2 separate regions of the Homo sapiens genome follow, and region 2 is linked to region 1. A link is an interaction called in ENCODE POLR2A ChIA-PET data of the cell type or tissue named here. Cell type or tissue: Panc1. All regions are shown on one strand. Links, peaks and the distances in the headings refer to the core of each region. The heading gives the core; the rest is flanking DNA. Region 1 overlaps MAPDA (N6-Methyl-AMP deaminase). Region 2 holds the start of EPB42 (erythrocyte membrane protein band 4.2).

Evidence for each region. ChIA-PET counts read pairs that join two places held together with the same protein. Peaks named below come from ENCODE experiments on the same cell type or tissue, not always from the same donor. Only the 100,000 strongest peaks of a DNase experiment are listed, where the experiment ranks them.
Region 2: POLR2A ChIA-PET joins it to region 1 with 14 read pairs; 3 of 35 experiments call an interaction of 5 or more read pairs at or near these places.

Annotation. Positions count from the first base shown.
Region 1 is chr15:43,331,917-43,340,408 of GRCh38, reverse strand. MAPDA (N6-Methyl-AMP deaminase) reads right to left here. Exons shown (of 13, transcript NM_001324366.2): 2 at 8,409-8,492; 3 at 6,975-7,098; 4 at 5,239-5,464; 5 at 4,583-4,713; 6 at 3,723-3,783; 7 at 57-144. The coding sequence starts at 5,301. Among named protein-coding and RNA genes, the nearest start is that of MAPDA, 5.5 kb to the right of the region's middle. In Panc1, for the core only: no CTCF peak of the experiment used is centred there; no DNase peak of the experiment used is centred there.
Region 2 is chr15:43,217,230-43,225,691 of GRCh38, reverse strand. It overlaps EPB42 (erythrocyte membrane protein band 4.2), which reads left to right and starts at 4,674. Exons shown (of 13, transcript NM_001114134.2): 1 at 4,674-4,876. The coding sequence starts at 4,867. In Panc1, for the core only: no CTCF peak of the experiment used is centred there; no DNase peak of the experiment used is centred there; H3K27me3 peaks cover 283 bases.

The DNA of each region.
Region 1 (8,492 bases), core at 395-8,394:
GTGATCAAAGCACATAGGAAAAGGACAGTACATTTGCTGAGAAGTATAAATTCTACCAGTAGCATTTTCTCTTCTGGGTGTGCTCCTTAGTTCCAGGTACTTGACGCCGTCATCTGCAAATTCTTTTATGACATCTTTTGTGACCTGATAATAAAGATAACGTACACAATATTGATAATGTTTGGGTAAGGGTCCCAATGAATGTGCCAAGTGCTACAGCTTTATTTTATTCATTAAATCTGATTTGCAAGTAATGTTGGAAGTTTCTCACGTGGTAGAGATTATCCACTTTGTCACATCCCTGATGGAGACTATGCAGGGCTGCAATATTTCCAATCACTCCCATCACCCCTCATTCCCACATTCAATCCCAATCTGCACATCAGCTACACCCTTTGCTTCTTTTCCCCCTTTTAAACATTTATTTCCTAGTATTTATAATAGCAGATTGATAAAATAGAGAAATGGTGCAAAACTAAAACCAGCTGGAACCATCTGTATGTGTAGACTGCTAGGAAATGCACATACAGAAATAAACAGCTAAAATGATTAGGTATTACTGATGTGCTATTTGAAGTCATGGCTTAAGGTTTTTATTCAAGTTATTTAGGAATAAGTTACATTTTTCAATAAATTCTGGCAGGGTTAAATTTTCTCGAGAAGTACTTAGGGCAAAGAAAGTAGGTGATAAATATGAGTAAAACTGTATCCAATTTAGTGCAAATCTCAATAATCCAAAAGTTCCTGAAGGATTTCCTGAAGGATGTTTTTCCTTTCTGCCTTCAATCCTAAAAAATCTAGAAGAAAAAAAGGCTAGGTTGGCGAAGCTGTGACAAACTGCCGTAATTAGTCCTTACAGTTGGTATCCTAATCTTAATCTGCTTTGACTACACACACACAAGCATGTGAGTGCAGTGTCCTGGCAAAGCAAGAGGGGCTGGCTGTTCATACATACAGTGCCTAACAGTATGGCACTACCTTGGTGAATTCATAGCAATCCAAGTTGTAGGCCTCTTCTTTTTTCTTTTTCCACTAAAGACAAAAATGAACTTATTATAATGTAAGTGGAATGGGTAGCTCAGTTTCATCAAGAGGTCTAAAGACCCAGATTCTGAGAATACACAGCCAAAGATAATACATCTGCATTCTAAATCACATGAAACTCCAGGACCAAGCAAGATACCACTGCTGCCTCCTCCAAGGAGCATGATACTGCAGCCTCCATGCCATCATGAATGGCATTGGCCCCACGGCACTGCTACTCCAGGAACTCCCTCTTGCTGTCACTGACACCATGAAATTGTGGCCTCACCTTTGTATTAATAGGTTGAGGAATCTGGATCTTGTCACTGCCCCAGAACAGAACAGACCCACACTCAGCTACCCCAGCTCACATGAGACTAATGCAGAAAGCTGTTTGACAACGAGGAATACGGTTGAAGTGAGGGTTTGAAATAGTAGTCCTTTTCAGTGACTACTATCCAAGGCTCCCTCTTTCTGAGTGGCTAGGTACCTGTAAAACCAAATGAACAATGAAAAACTAACAAGTATGGAGCAAGAACAAAGGGAGGAAGATTTATCTAGGCCACAGTGAAGCCTACAGAACCATCCCTAACCCACATCCAAGAACATTTCCCTGGGGTCTACATCTGTGTTTGCCAGATTTAGCCCTTTCTGTGATGTGCAGCAGGTAGTGCGGTAGGTACTGAGAACAGCTCTTTGGGCTTTCCTCTCCTATGCGCTGGACTGAGAATATCTATTCAAATTCTTTTTCCAGACAAAGTACATCACAATTAGTTAAGTTCCTACTTACTCAAACCTCTCTAAGACTGTATAAGCTTGAATGGGAAAGAGCATGAGCTCTGCAACCAGATAGTACTGCCACTTACTCTGTGTGTGTGATCTTAAGCAAGTTACACTTAACCTCTTTAAGCCTATTTTTTCATCTACAAAAAGGGAACAATAAAAATACCTACTTCTGAAAGTAGTCCTAAGAATAATGTCTGGTACATGTAATAACAAGTATCATTTTTTCAGCCACACTCCAATCCTCTCTTTGAGATTATACCCAGGTCACCTTGACTAGAGTTTTAAGTGATCTCCCTCACACTCAGTTCTACATTTACAATCTCTTAGTTTATCCTCATAGACGTTTCATTTATCATATGGGGCACCCCATTGTCACCCTCTGAACCACCTAGTAGCACTAGGTCAAATGCACAGAATCTTCTCACTTCATTTAATAAAGCTTTTCAACTTTCATTTTGAAATGAATGTAGCAACAAGCATGCCATTAATATACCCATAGAGTATTAAACTGTCAAAGTTTCAATTTAATCATTTTGCTCTATAACACTCATCAACAAAGTGAGACCAGGGCCCCTGTGGTGGATATTCTTAGCTATGTTCAATGGTATCTTTTGAGACGCTGCTTAGAGAATGCCCTTTTGGTTCCCTATAAATCCTTATGTGTGTGTCTAATGCAGAGCTTACCACACTATGTTGCAGTATCTGCTTATGGGTCTGTCTCTCCAACCTAATTATAAATTTCTCAGGGGCAGAAACTGTGTCAATCTCTCTCAGACTTTAGCACAGTGCCTGGAACATTGTGGGCACTCAGTCAACTTTTGTTGAATGAAACTATTAGAGTTACCTCTCCTCTAAAAGGTGCTTAATTTACTTACCACTTATCATGAAGATCAGTCTTTACCAAAGAGGAAAATTTTTGCTTGATCAGTCAAAAGTTACCTCTCCAGAAACAGGTTATACTTTCTTTGCATTTTTTTTCTACTGGTTAAGATCACTGACACAATTTTGCTTCTCTCCATTTAGAAAGAGAACATTTTAAAATGCCATCCTAGTCAGATCAATGATACAGAAGACAATCTTCCATGTCAGACTCTAGTATCATGGAGCTTCAGATAAGAGAACACAGTGGTATCCTTTGTGCCCTCAGAGGGAAAGCACAATTTCCCTAGGGATTAATCACTTACTCTCTAAGCTCTTCTTGAACTTCTTCCTTCTCTATAATGTCCACCCATACAGTAAGTCTCCTATGTAATACAGACAATGCCTTATTAAGGATATCCCCATCTGTGGTCTAATACTTCTCTTTTTTTTTTTTTTTTTTTTTGAGACGGAGTCTCGCTCTGTTGCCCAGGCTGGAGTGCGGTGGCGCGATCTCGGCTCTCCGCAAGCTCCACCTCCCGGGTTCACATCATTCTCCTACCTCAGCCTCCCGAGTAGCTGGGACTACAGGCACCCGCCACCATGCCCGGCTAATTTTTTTTTTTTTTGTATTTTTAGTAGAGACAGGGTTTCACCGTGTTAGCCAGGATGGTCTCCAACTCCTGACCTTGTGATCCGCCCACCTCGGCCTCCCAGAGTGCTGGGATTACAGGCGTGAGCCACCACGCCCAGCCCTAATATTTCATATATGTATGTTATATATGAAAAACAGGACCAAATTTTCTCTTCCATATCATCCTCTATCCTATAGAAGATGCTCTTCATGGTTCTTTCCTCATATCTTTTACAAGAAACACAGTTTTTCTGTACTAGCTCTTAGGCAAATGACTTACATAGGTTTTGAAGAGTTGCCATAATAGAGAAAACATTTTTCATCACTCTTAATGAGAGCAAAAATGAAAGGCCATGTGCAATAATGGAAGGAAATTACTTCATAATTTTTAAACCATTCTAAAAATTCCTTCATGTCTTACCATTAGAATATCTTCAGGGCTACTAGTAAGCTGATGAATAGTTTGAAACATCTGGAAACATCTGCAACATGAATGAAAAGTTTTAACATAATCTAGTCATCAAAGAAACTCACTAACTGAATGAATTAAATTTTAGGCTAATAGTAAATATATATTTATATTTACAAAGAACTACAGAATAGATGTTTCAAAAATTACATTGATCTGGAAAGATAATCAAATGATAGAAAATAAAACATTACTGATATTTTTAAGTGGGAAATAATAGTACCCCTTCTCCAACCCACACCTGACATGGGGAAATTCAATATGCCTATATTTTCAAATCTAAAGACTATCACATGCTGGGTATAATGGCTCATGCCTGTAATCCCAGAACTTTAAGAAGCCAAGGCGAGTGGATAGCTTGAGGCCAGGAGTTTGAGACCAGCCTGGGCAACATAGGGAGACCCCCATCTCTAAAAAAATTAAAAAAACATTAGCCAGTCATGGTGGCGTGCACCTGTGGTCCCAGCTACTTGGGATGCTAAGATAGGAGGACTGCTTGAGCCCCAGAGGTCAAGGCAGCAGTGATCTGTGGTCACGCCACTGCACTCCAGTCTAGGCAACAAAGTGAGATCCTGTCTCAAAAAAAGAAAAGAAAGAATATCCCAATATAACTTCACAAACAACAGAAATCACTAGAAATACTGTCAACAGTCTAACAGCTGGAAAAAAATGTTGTATGTTAAGATATATGCTCCACACCACATGCCAACCCTATTTCTGTTTACCAAAATCTGAATTCTTACATACTACTTACAATCTCAAAATACTGATAGAGAAAAAAAGGAGTATGTCCACAACCTCCCCACACTTACTCTTCCAAAGTTCTTTTCTTTCCCTTGTCAATCACAGTCATCTGATCGTGGATTTTAAGATCTGGCTTCTGGGCTATTAATTTCTTCATGGTATGAGAACTAATGGATCCATTCAAGTGGGCATGAAGTTCCTAAGAGATACAACCAGTAAAACTTATCAAATATCCAATAGATTCATAGCATCTTACCAAGTACTTAATGTTGGTAGTTTGCAATAGGCAAACTGCTTACTAGATTTAGCTACATAATAAAGTTTACAAATTTTGCCTACAAAATTTACTTTTTCTTTTTTTGAGATGGAGTCTCCCTCTGTCACCCAGGCTGGAGTACACTGGTGCGATCTCAGCTCACTGTAACCTCCGATTCCTGGGTTCAAGCGATTCTCCTGCCTCCGCCTCCTGAGTAGCTGGGACTACAGGCATGCCACCAAGCCCAGCGAATTTTTGTATTTTTAGTAGAGATGGGGTTTTGCCATGTTGGCCAGTCTAGTCTCAAACTCCTGACCTCAGGTGAATCCACCCGCCTTGGCCTCCCAAAGCGCCAGAATTTCAGGCATGAGCCACTGCGCCCAGCCAAAATTTACTTTGATGAAAAGAAGCAACATCAAAGTCATTATAATTAGCAACCACTCAAGATTTCTGTAGTTGAATTCTCACCACTTTTGGCAATTCAGAATAGAAGTCTGTCTTGCAAGGCTGTTGCTCTTCTGCCTCTATCATTTTAGCAGGAAAAAAATGATTCTTCTCCACTCTTATTCTTAGTATGAGCAATATGATGTATTTCAGTCAGTAAATTGTATGGTACTGAATTTCCTTCAGATTGCTTTACTTCCACACATTTTGGTAAGATTAGCTGTATGTGTAGATCTGGGTTCAGCTTCACCTATTTTAACAAATGTTAATATTTTCAGATGTAAAAGCAAAGAAACAGGATTTTGTTAATTTTTTCTTTAAAAGGCAAAAGCTCCTCTAAAACTAACTTAAGTGTGTCTAAGGTGGGAAAACGATTAGTAAACAACATAAACTGGAAACAGGAAAAGACCTCAAGCTTATAAGAGGTGTACTAAAACCTGACATTTAGTAGAGTATATTCCTTAACTATTGGCACCTTCTATACAACGACTTCAAAAATTCAAAATTTTATAAGGCCTACTTTGGATAAAATATATATATATATATATATATATATATATAATTTTTTTGAGACAGTCTCCCTCTGTCACCCAGGCTGGAGTACACTGGCATGGTCTCAGCTCACTGCAGCCTCTATCTCCTGGGTTCAAGTGATTCTCCTGCCTCAGCTTCCCAAGTAGCTGGGATTACAGGTACATGCCACCACACCTGGCCAATTTTTGTATTTTTAATAGAGACAGGGTCTCACCATGTTGGCCAGGCTGGTCTCGAACTCCTGACCTCAAGTGATCCACCCGCCTCAGCCTCCCAAAGTGCTAGGATTACAGGCATGAGCCACCATGCCCGGCCAAAAATAAAATTTTAAATTTTGAATTGTTTAAAATATATAAAAGAAGAACAGAGGTGCTGGCATTAGATGGACCTAGGTTTGTCCTTTTACCAGCTCTACAGGTTAGAAGCTGTGTGGCCTTAGTCACTCACCTTCATGGCTTCAGTTTCTTTATTTACAAAAATGGGATTAAAAATGCAAAGTAGCAGTGACGATTAATAAAGTATTTTAAATTCCCCTCATCTATGTTCCCACATGAGCCAGTCACTGCCTTTAACTCAGCATTTAATCACACTGATATCTCAATCACTGATATACTTGTCTTTCTCTCTCACCAGACTGTAAGTTCCTTGAGGACAGGTCCTTTGAATTATTCCACCACTCTAACACTTAGCACAGTGCCTAGCACACTGTAGGTGATAAATCAATCATAATTTCCCTTCACTTCTGAAAGTGGTTTATAAGTGAAGATAAAATTCCAAGTGAAATTTAGTGATTTTCAAACTAGCCACCTTGACTCTCTGGGTTCTCACGTATTAATGAGGATGATGTTTAAGAATAACAGTTTCCATGTATTTGGAACCTAACAGGTATGTGACAAGCGCTTTTAATAATGTTATCTTTAATCCTTGAAATAACTTTGTGAAATATTACTGTATTGAAAATCAATAAATTGATACTGAGTGGGGTTAAATAAGTTACCAAGATATTAAAATGTACAATAAAGAAAGTAGTTTGTATAGGACTAAACATAGCCATAGAAATCCATAGAAAGGCCTACTTAGTATGAGATAAACATGGCATTTCAAAGTAATGCCATAGTAAGTGCTTAATAAATAGTAAAAAATGAAAAAGATGGACTATTTAATCAATGGCATTTAATATCTCTACCGAAAAACATAAATGATTTAATTAAAATGGAAAAACATACCTTTTTTTTTTTTTCTTTTGAGACAGGATCTTACTTTGTTGCCCAGGCTGGAGTGCAGTGTCACGATCACAGCTTGCTGCAGTCTCAAGCTTCCAGACTCAAGCGATCCTCCCACTTCAGCCTCCTAAGCAGCAGAGATCACAGGCATGCACCACAATGCCCATCTAATTTTATATAAAATTTTTTTTGTAGAGACGGGGTCTCACCATGTTGCCCAGGCTGGTCTCAAACTCCTGGGCTCAAGTGATCCACCAGCCTGAGCTGGGATTACAGGAGCGAGCCACTGCGCCCGGCCAGATTTTCAATTTTACTCCAGGATCCTGACCTTAATTTGTGCCCCATTCAAACCATCCTCCAGACTGACCTTTAACTAGCTGTGAGTAAATTTACTGACCCACTGGCTACAATGTTAACCTATGGAAATTAAAAAGCAACTAAGCAATCATAATCTTTACACATTAAAAAAAATTGTTGTTCCTTGCCTAAAACATGGATACCAACAACAGCATGCCATGACAAATTTAACTTTTCTGGACTGGTTTTGCTCTGGGACGGAAGGCAACAAACACTGGGATAAGATCCACGTTAGTAATACTTCATCAATATTAGAGCAGGGCCAGAAGCAAGTATCCTGTCTCCCAGGGAACTTTTTTCATGCTCCCACCTACTCCCCCAAAAGGGAACTCAGAATAAAAAAAAATTTGTTACTGTTTATTATGCACTTACCATGAGCCAGGCACTGTGGTGTCTTAGATAGTTATTTTGTTTAAATCCTCACAACAACCCCTGAGATATTATTATCCCCATTTTATATAAGAATAAACTGAGATTTAAACAATGGCCCCTCCTCCCCCGGCCTAAATCATAAGGCATCGAAATCAGAAATTTTACTCCATTCTCTTTCTTCTTTAATTACTTTTCTTGATCTGGTCTTTGCAAAACAAGTAGTATTTTTGACATAACACCTACATTTTAGGAACCTGTCATTAAATAAATTTGTTTCTATGGTGCTACGTATTTTTCAAAGTCCTTCAACTTTTTTTTTTTTTCTATTTGCCCCTCAATCAACCCTGAGATACCTCACGAAGCAGTACTTAATCTCATTTTAGAGGTGAGGATCCACTGACCCAGCAGGCATAGGTGAGCCCTTCTTCTAATCCCTTCAGAAGCAATTCTCAAACTGCTCAAATGTTCCATCAGATCTGAATGCCTTACACTAAACTGACAACTCTGTCACCAACTTTACAGAGAAAACAGAAGCCATCAGGTGCAAATTCCTTCTTTTTCTCTCTGCCCTACCTCACACCTGAGCTTATGATTATCCATAATCTTTTTTTTACCCCATCAGGAGTCACAGATAAAGGATTCATTCTCCTATCCCCACAACTAATACGTGCCCAGGATCCCATTTCTATCTATTCCAAGTTACTCTACCAGTGAGTTGTCTTCTCATTTTTCTGTTCCTTCAACCTCTCCCTCTCCACTAGCTGGTTTCCCTCACAGGACCAACACGCATGT
Region 2 (8,462 bases), core at 463-8,462, 110 kb after region 1:
AGAGAAATAGCTAATGGTGTACGCACTTAGTATTGTTTGTCTCCCCCTGCTGGAATAGAAGCTCCTTGGTGGCAGAGACGCGTCTATAGAGCTTTACTGCTGTACCACCAGTATCTAACGCGGTTCCTAACAGTTCCTAACGGTACCTCAGAAAGTGCCCCGACTGAAATACTGCCAGAGACTGGATCTCTGTGAAGCTCTCATGGGAACTGTACCGGGAAAGAGAAGATTCTCTTTGCTAGAACCAGAAGGAGAACACATTCCCCAAAGGGAGACCAGCCCACAACCTCCCCATTGCTCTCCTAGGTAAGGGGCCCTCTGTGGTGAAAATAGTTCTTTCAGCCAGACTTTTCTTTCCCCTAAAAGTTTTTGTTACTTTAAAAATATTAACACATAAATACAAGTTCATGGCACAAAGATACAAAGGGTATATAGAAAAAAGCCTTGTGCCTAGGCACTGATGTCTCTATCTAGAAGCAATAATTTTCTAGAAATAGTCTATATAAACACAAGCAAATTCATATATATTCTCCCCACGCACACATACCCTTTACACAAAGATAGTATACTATTCACATTGTTCTCTACCTTGCTTATTCCACTTAACAATACAGCTTGGACTGGGCGCGGTGGCTCATGCCTGTGATCCCAACACTTTGGGAGGCCAAGGCTGGGGGATCACTTGAGCACCGGAGTTCAAGACCAGCCTGGGAAACATAGTGGGACCCCATCTCTACAAAAAATAAAAATTAGCCAGATGTAGTGGCACATGCCTGTAGTCCCAGCTACTCTGGAGGCTGAAGTGGGAGGATCACTTGAGCCCAGGGGTTGAGGCTGCAGTGAGCCATGATTGCACCACTGCACTCCAGCCTGGGTGACAGAGCAAGACCCTGTCTCAAAACAAATAAACAAACATACAAATCAAGCTTGGAGATTGTTCCACATCCTTTTATATAGAGCTACTTCATTCTTTTTCACCTTTATGTATTTTATTGAATGCATGTTCCATAATTTATCTACCTAATACCTTATGCATGGATGTTTAGGTAGTTTCTAGTATTTGGCTATTATAAATATCAATGCCTTGAATATACTTGTATAAATTTCATTTTACACCTGTTTGATCATTTGTATGATAAATACCTAGAAGTAGAATGGCTGAATCAAAAGTATAGACTTTTTTTTTTTTAAGTGAGAGCAAGTTTATTAAGAAAGTAAAGGAATAAAGAATGGCTAATCCATAGGCAGAGCAGCAAAAAGTATAGACATTTAAAGTTTTGGTAGAAACCACTTAATTTCCCTTTGTTCTGGACTGAATTGTGTCCTCCCCAAAAATTCATATGTTGAAGCCCTAACCCCCAATGTGACTGTATTTGGAGATGGGACCTATAAGAAGGTAATAAAGGTGAAGTGGGGTCATAAGAATGGGCTTCAATCCAATAGGAATGATGTCCTTATAAGAAGACGAAAAGGAAAAGACACCAGAGATCTTTCTCTTTCCGCGTGGACACAGGGAAGAGGGCATGTGAGGAAGAGAGCCTTCACCAGACACCAAGCCTAAAGGCCCTGATCTTGAACTTCCATCCTACAGAAGGGTGAAAACATAAATATCTGTTGTTTAAGCCACCCAGTCTGACTAACACTCTCCGTAGAGGCTGCACAAATTTGGAGAGGCTGCACCAATTATTTATTAATTAATTTATTTATTTCTATTTTTTTGAGACAATGTCTTGCTCTGTTGTCAAGGCTGGAATACAGTGGCATGATCTTGGCTAACTGCAACCTCCACCCACCAGGTCAAGCGATTTTCATGTCTCAGTCTCCTGAGTAGCTGAGATTACAGGCACCCACCACCATGTCTGGCTAATTATTGTATTTTTAGTAGAGATTGGTTTTCACCATCTTGGCCTGGCTGGTTTCGAACTCCTGACCTCAAGTGATTCACCTGCCTCCCAAAGTGCTGGGATTACAGGCATGAGCCACCGCGCCCAGCCGAGGCTGCACCAATTTAAATTTGCACTCCCACTAGTATTATAAGAGAGCAACTATTTTCCTAAAACATCACCAACTCAAAATGTTGTCAAACTCTTTTATCTTTGCCAATCTAATAGGTGAAGAAAGAATGATATCTCAGGGTGTTTTTATTTTGCATTTTTATTAAATGAGGCTGAACATCTTTCCATGGAATTGATAGACATTTTTATTTCCTTTTCTGTGAATTGTCTATCATATCCTTTACTCATTTTTCTAATAGTTTGTTATTCTTTTCTTATTGATTTATAGGCATCTTTTATATTAAGGAGATTAATCCTTCGTGATATGAGTTTCAAATATTTTACCCAACTTGTTGCATATCTTGTTTTGTTTTGTTTTTGAGACGGATTCTCACTCTGTGGCCCAGGCTGGAGCACAGTGGCCCAGTTTCAGCTCACCGCAACCTCCAACCTCCCGGGTTCAAGCTATTCTCCTGCCTCAGCCTCCCAAGTAGCTGGGATTACAGGCACATGCCACCACGCTCAGCTAATTTTTTGTATTTTTAGTAGACATGGGGTTTCACCAAGTTGGCCAGGCTGGTCTCAAACTCCTGACCTCGTGATCCACCCGCCTCGGCCTCCCAAAGTTCTGGGATTACAGGTGTGAGCCACCGTGCCCCATCTGCATATCTTTTAACATTGTGAATATTTCCATTTAAAAATTTTTAAGGAATCAAATTTCTCAGTATTTTCTTTTTGTCTTCTGAGTTTTGCATAATATTTTTAAAGGTTTTCCCAAGTTAACTTAAGAAGAAGTGTCTCATTTTTTCTTCTATTACTTTAAGAATTTAATAAGAGTTTTGATCCATCTGAAATTTATTTTGATGTGTGGCATAAGATAGGAAGCCAACTGTATTTTGACAAGCTAGTTGTCCCAAAATCATTTACTGATAAATCCTTCATTTCCCCATGGATTTGAAGTGCCACATTTAGCATACATTTAATACATGTATTTTGATCTATGGACTTTTCAATTACAGTAATATCATATTATGTGTTCATATCTAGGAAGGCTGGTCACACTTTATTATTATCTTAGAAATTTCCTTTTGAACCTTAGAATCAGTTTACCTAGTTTCAAAAAACAATCTTGGTGTTTTTATTGGGAATGAATTAAACTTAAGATCAACTTGGGAAGAAATGACCGCTTTATAAAGTTGAGTTGTCCTACACAGGATGGTGATCTTCCTTTTTATCTGCTCAAGTCTTATTTGGTGTCCCTCCATACCGTTTCCAAGTGTTTTACTGACAGCACTTCACATTTCTTAAGTTTATTTCTAGAAATTTCACCTTTTGTTGTTGTTGCTATTATAGGTTGGGTCTTTAATTACAGTTTCTGACTTGTTATTGATTGCAGGTATGAAAACTATTGGCTTCTATACTTTTGGTATTAGCCAGCTCACTAAATTACCTTTTATAATCATTGTTAGTAGATTCAAGTTTTCCAGGTAAAAAATGACATCTTCAAATAATGAAAAATTAACTTCTTCATTTCTTATGAAGGATTTTTTTTTTTTTTTCTGAGATGGAGTCTTGCTCCATGCTGGCTGTGCAGTGGCACGATCTTGGCTCACTGCAACCTCAGCCTCCCAGGTTCAAGCAATTCTTCTGCCTTAGCCTCCTGAGTAGCTGGGAGTACAGGCGCCTGCCACCACGCCCAGCTAATTTTTGTATTTTTAGTAGAGAGAGGGTTTCACCATATTGGCCAGGCTGGTCTCGAACTCCTGACCTCAGGTGATCCGCCTGACTTGGCTTCCCAAAGTGCTGGGATTACAGGCATGAGCCACTGCGCTAGTGAAAGGCAGAAGTTTCATTTTTTTTTTTTTTTTTTTTTTTTACATAATAAGATCCTTCAAATGAGTTCAAAAGTTCAAAGTTTTAAAAGTATAAAAGAGTAAACAGCAGAAAGATAACCTTTCTACCCCACTGCCCAGATCCCCTCCCCACAGGCAACCAATATTTTTGGCAGTGTGTTTTATATCATTCTATAGACGTCTCATGTATATGCAGCAAGTACAGCTGCCCTGAAAGTGCTTCTGGTAACACAGTTTCACAAGCCCAGGTAGGGCCAAATATGAGATCCTTCTCTTGTCTCTTCAGGAACTAAAGAAAGAAAAATTGAAAAGACATAGGGCCTGAGTCCCAAGATAGTTCCCAACCTTCTCTGGTAGAGGGTCCCAGACCAGGTAGGCTTGGAAGAGTTGGGGCCCCAGCTTCTACTTTTAATACATTTATTTTTCACCAACAAATTCTACTTCCTTATCTTTTTCACACAGATAAATTGCAGATGCACGTGTTCTCTCTATTATCAAAACAGCCCATGAACATCTTGCAACTTGCAGCCCCTGTCACGTTTAGGGCCTGAGATTTGGAGTTGGATATGGGACTCCTGTTTGTGGCCTCCTCTCTTCCAGAGTCTTCCAGTGCAGTCCAGATAACATCTCTGAGAGTCTCTTGAGACCACTGAAGCAAGAGGCTTCAAGGTTTGTTCTAGGCTTCTCTAGTTGGCAGGTCTTCCCCATCCCACCCCCTCCCCCAGGGCTGCCAGGCGTATTCCTGCCTGGGCCTCCTGGCACAAGAGATAAAATGAACAGGGTTACTCCCAGTAACTGGTCCAGGAGATACCAGCAGAGAGGGAGTAGGAGAGAAGAAACATGTCAGGGTGCTCACAGGAGTAGTGGGGGGAGGTTTTGCTATTTCCAGATTCTTAAGCCAACAAAAGTGCCTTCATATTTTCTGTCTGGAAGACAGAAAGCCCAGAAGGAGCCCAGAAGCAACAGTTTGAGAGAGGCGCTTTCTGCGGCCAAGTGGATAAGAGGAGCGGCCTGCAACCATGGGACAGGGTGAGCCAAGCCAGCGCTCGACAGGGCTTGCTGGACTGTATGCAGCCCCCGCAGCATCACCTGTTTTCATTAAAGGAAGTGGGATGGATGGTAGGCGGGGAGATGGTGGTATAACTATGGTGGGGGAGGGGGTACTGGTGATAATGAGGTGGCTGTGGGGGGGGGGTGTGGTAGGTGGGTGCTGGTAGAGGTGATAGTGAGCTGGCTGTGGAGCGTGGTGTGATGATGGGTGCTGGTGGAGGCGGAGGCGGAGGTGATGGTGATGTTGCTGTGGGGTGGTTATGGGGTAGCATGTTGGGGTAAACTGGTCATGATAGTTGTATGATGGTGAGATGGTGATGGTGGTTAACATGGATTTATATTCTTATCCCAAGGTCATCATAGCATAAGTGTTCACAGCTTACTGATACAAATGAGAGACACCCTGGGTAGCATGAAGGTGTCACAGCTTCTACACCAAATGGGAGAGAAGGAGAGGAGGGAGTCAGGGAATCCACCTAAAAGGGGCAGAGGCAGACACAAAGCAAGAAACCAACACAGGTGGTCAGAGTCGCAGCACTCTTGGCAGGAATTATTATATCCTGGCCTGGGAATTGCCTGGCTGTTTTGTGTCCTGGGAGAAGCAAGCGGGTAGGCAGAGGGAAATGGTGCAGAGGTGTGGGGACAGTGGGGTGCAGCTGTGGTTCTGTTGCTATAGAAACTGCCTCACTCCCCTGCCCTGGTTGGTCTGGTGTGCGGAGGGCAACTGACGCTGAGACCAACAGCTGAGAAGGGAAGAAAAAGAACTCTGGGTGAATTAAGTCAATAATCTCAGCCACGTCTTGTGAAAATAGGGCAGACACCAATAAATTGTCCTTTTTTTTTTTTTTTTTAAACGGAGTCTCTCTCTGTCACCAGGCTAGAGTTCAGTGGCGCAATCTCGGCTCACTGCAACCTCCGCCTCCTGGGTTCAAGTGATTCTCCTGCCTCAGCCTTCTGAGTAGCTGGGACTACAGGCACCCACCACCATGCCCGGCTAATTTTTTGTATTTTTAGTAGAGACGGAGTTTCACCTTGTTGGCCAGGATGGTCTCGATCTCTTGACCTCGTGATCCTCCGCCTCGGCCTCCCAAAGTTCTGGGATTACAGGCGTGAGCCACTGCGCCTGGCCAAATCGTTCTTTTTATTCTGTAGAGACCAGACAAATTAAAATCTACTCAATCAGAGAAACACAAAGATATCAGGAGATTGTTTAGTCTAGTCCCAAACCAGAGGATGCCCCTGGGCACTAAATTCTTTCCAGGCAGTGGGTGGCAGAGGGCCCAGTAGCCACCAGATGAGAATCACTGAGTATGAACTCATGACATGCTGCAGTGGCTGGAGCTGGCTTGTGCTGACTTGCAAGAGCCAATTGCTAAATTTTGAGGAACCTTGTGAACCAGTTCTTAAACACAGGCATTATTAAAAATTAAATTGTATAAACTTACAAGTAAAAAATTTATATTAAAAAGAAAGATAATAAGTACTCTAAACTCATCACTTCCTACGTATTTTACTCCTTTTTACCTTTATGTTCTTGAGGGCGTTTATGTCTCCTGTATCTCTGTGCTGGAAAAACCACATGATGATGTGCCAGTCCGCGCCTCTTCACAGCTCTGCGCTTGCTGACATCACCTCAGTAGCTTCAGACTGGCCACAGGGGGCGTAGTTTACACAACAGAACTTGGCAAATGCTGTAACTCAGTACGCCCTTTCCCCTCACCGCCCCCTCCCCCCAGCCAGTCGTTAAACACAGAACTGCTTGAGGGGCACATCTGAGGCAGCTCTGGGGTATTGTGAAAGGCAGAGAGGGAGGAGGGTGGGGTATTGTGCACCTCTGAAGAGCATTCCACATGATCTCCGGGTTAACACAACTTCTCATGGGCTGTGGTACAAATAGGAGATGGTGAGAAAACACGAAGGTATCATTGCCTCAAGACCCAGTGGGAGAGAAGGGGAGGCAGGAGTCAATGAATCCACCTAAAAGGGGCAGAGGCAGAGATAAACCAAGAAACCAGGCAGACCTAAAGAATGCAGAAACCTCAGGGGCCCTGCGAGGGTCTGGCAGCACAGGTGGGGGCCTGAGGCCCCTGTGATGTATCTGAGAAAATCTCCTTTAAGGCCGTCTCAATGTTCTCATCCATTCATTGACGGAGCAAACACTGATTGGCTATCTATTGAGTTCTGCTGGGACAGAGGATGCAGATATGAGAAAGCACTGTATCTTGGGGAGCTCACAGTGAAAAGGGGAGCAGAGGACTAAGCAGGTGATGGGTATCAAATGGGATAAGTGCTGAAGAAAGTGGAGCAGAGTACTGTGGGAGTCCAGAGGACTGACCTCTGCCAGGAGGAGTCAGTGAAGGCTACAGAGGTGGGTGCCTTTGGATCTTGGAAGATGAGTAGACATCTGCCAGGTAGAGAAGAGATGGTGGGAGCCTTCTAGACAGAACAAGAATCCAAATGAATTCTAGTGACTCTTGCCGTAACACTATGGTCATTACGTGGGTTCGGATACACGGAGGCTCAAGTCATATGACTTAGGATGTGACTAAGGCATTCCACCATCCAATCCAACTCAACCAGTCTGCAGAGGCAGGGCTTACCCTGGGCCCCAGCACGAGCTTTGTGCTAAGCAGAAAGAGGAATCGTTTTTGGTTTCTGAGTGCTGCTGTACTTCAGTTTACAAATCCCAGCCTCCCCATGGCTACTTTATCTATAGCCATGGCCTGACCAAGCCAAGTGGAGGAGGGGGATACAAGGATGCAAGGGGCACCCAGGGACATGAGGACCAGACACAGAGAGGTTCCTTCCCTCCTCTGCACACTTTCACATTTCTTCATATTCAATAATGTCAGTTCTTTTGCCCTAAATAGACATCATTGGCATCTTCTATCATCCCCATCACCAGTGAAAGAAAAGTAGAACATCCTTCCCCTCTACTCTTCAGCTCTAAGTCAGAGAGACTGGGAATTGAGGAAAATTTGAAGTAGGAGTATCCTGAATTTGACAAGATCCGTCTTGTAGTCTAAAGGACCTTGCTATCAGGGTCATATCACTTCCCTGAAGTGGGTTAGACCTCATTTCATACCTGTGAGCAAAAGCCATAGTTTCTCTCTTGTGGCAGTTGAGCCAGTGCAAAAACTGCAGGCTGCCTTTCAGACCAAGGAGATTCCCAATGGCCTTCTGCTATTAAAGGAACAAAAAGTACACAATTCCTTTGCTGCAAAAACAAAACAAAACAAAAAAACCAACTTTTTTTCCAGCATTGTTCCTTATCTTGCGCTTGCTGAACATATCTTTTGACTTCTCTACTCCTTGTTTTTTTCTTCCCTCTTGTATTAGTCGGTTCTCACACTGCTATAAAGACATACCTGAGATGGGGTAATTTATAAAGAAAAGAAGTTTAACTGGCTCATGGTTCTGCGGGCTATACAAGCTTCTGCTCCTGGGGAGGCCTCAGGAAACTTACAATCATGGCAGAATGTGAAGGGGAAGCAAGCACATCTTCACATGGCTGGTGGGAAAGAGAGAGAGAGAGTGAAGGAGGAGGTGCTACACACTTTTAAAC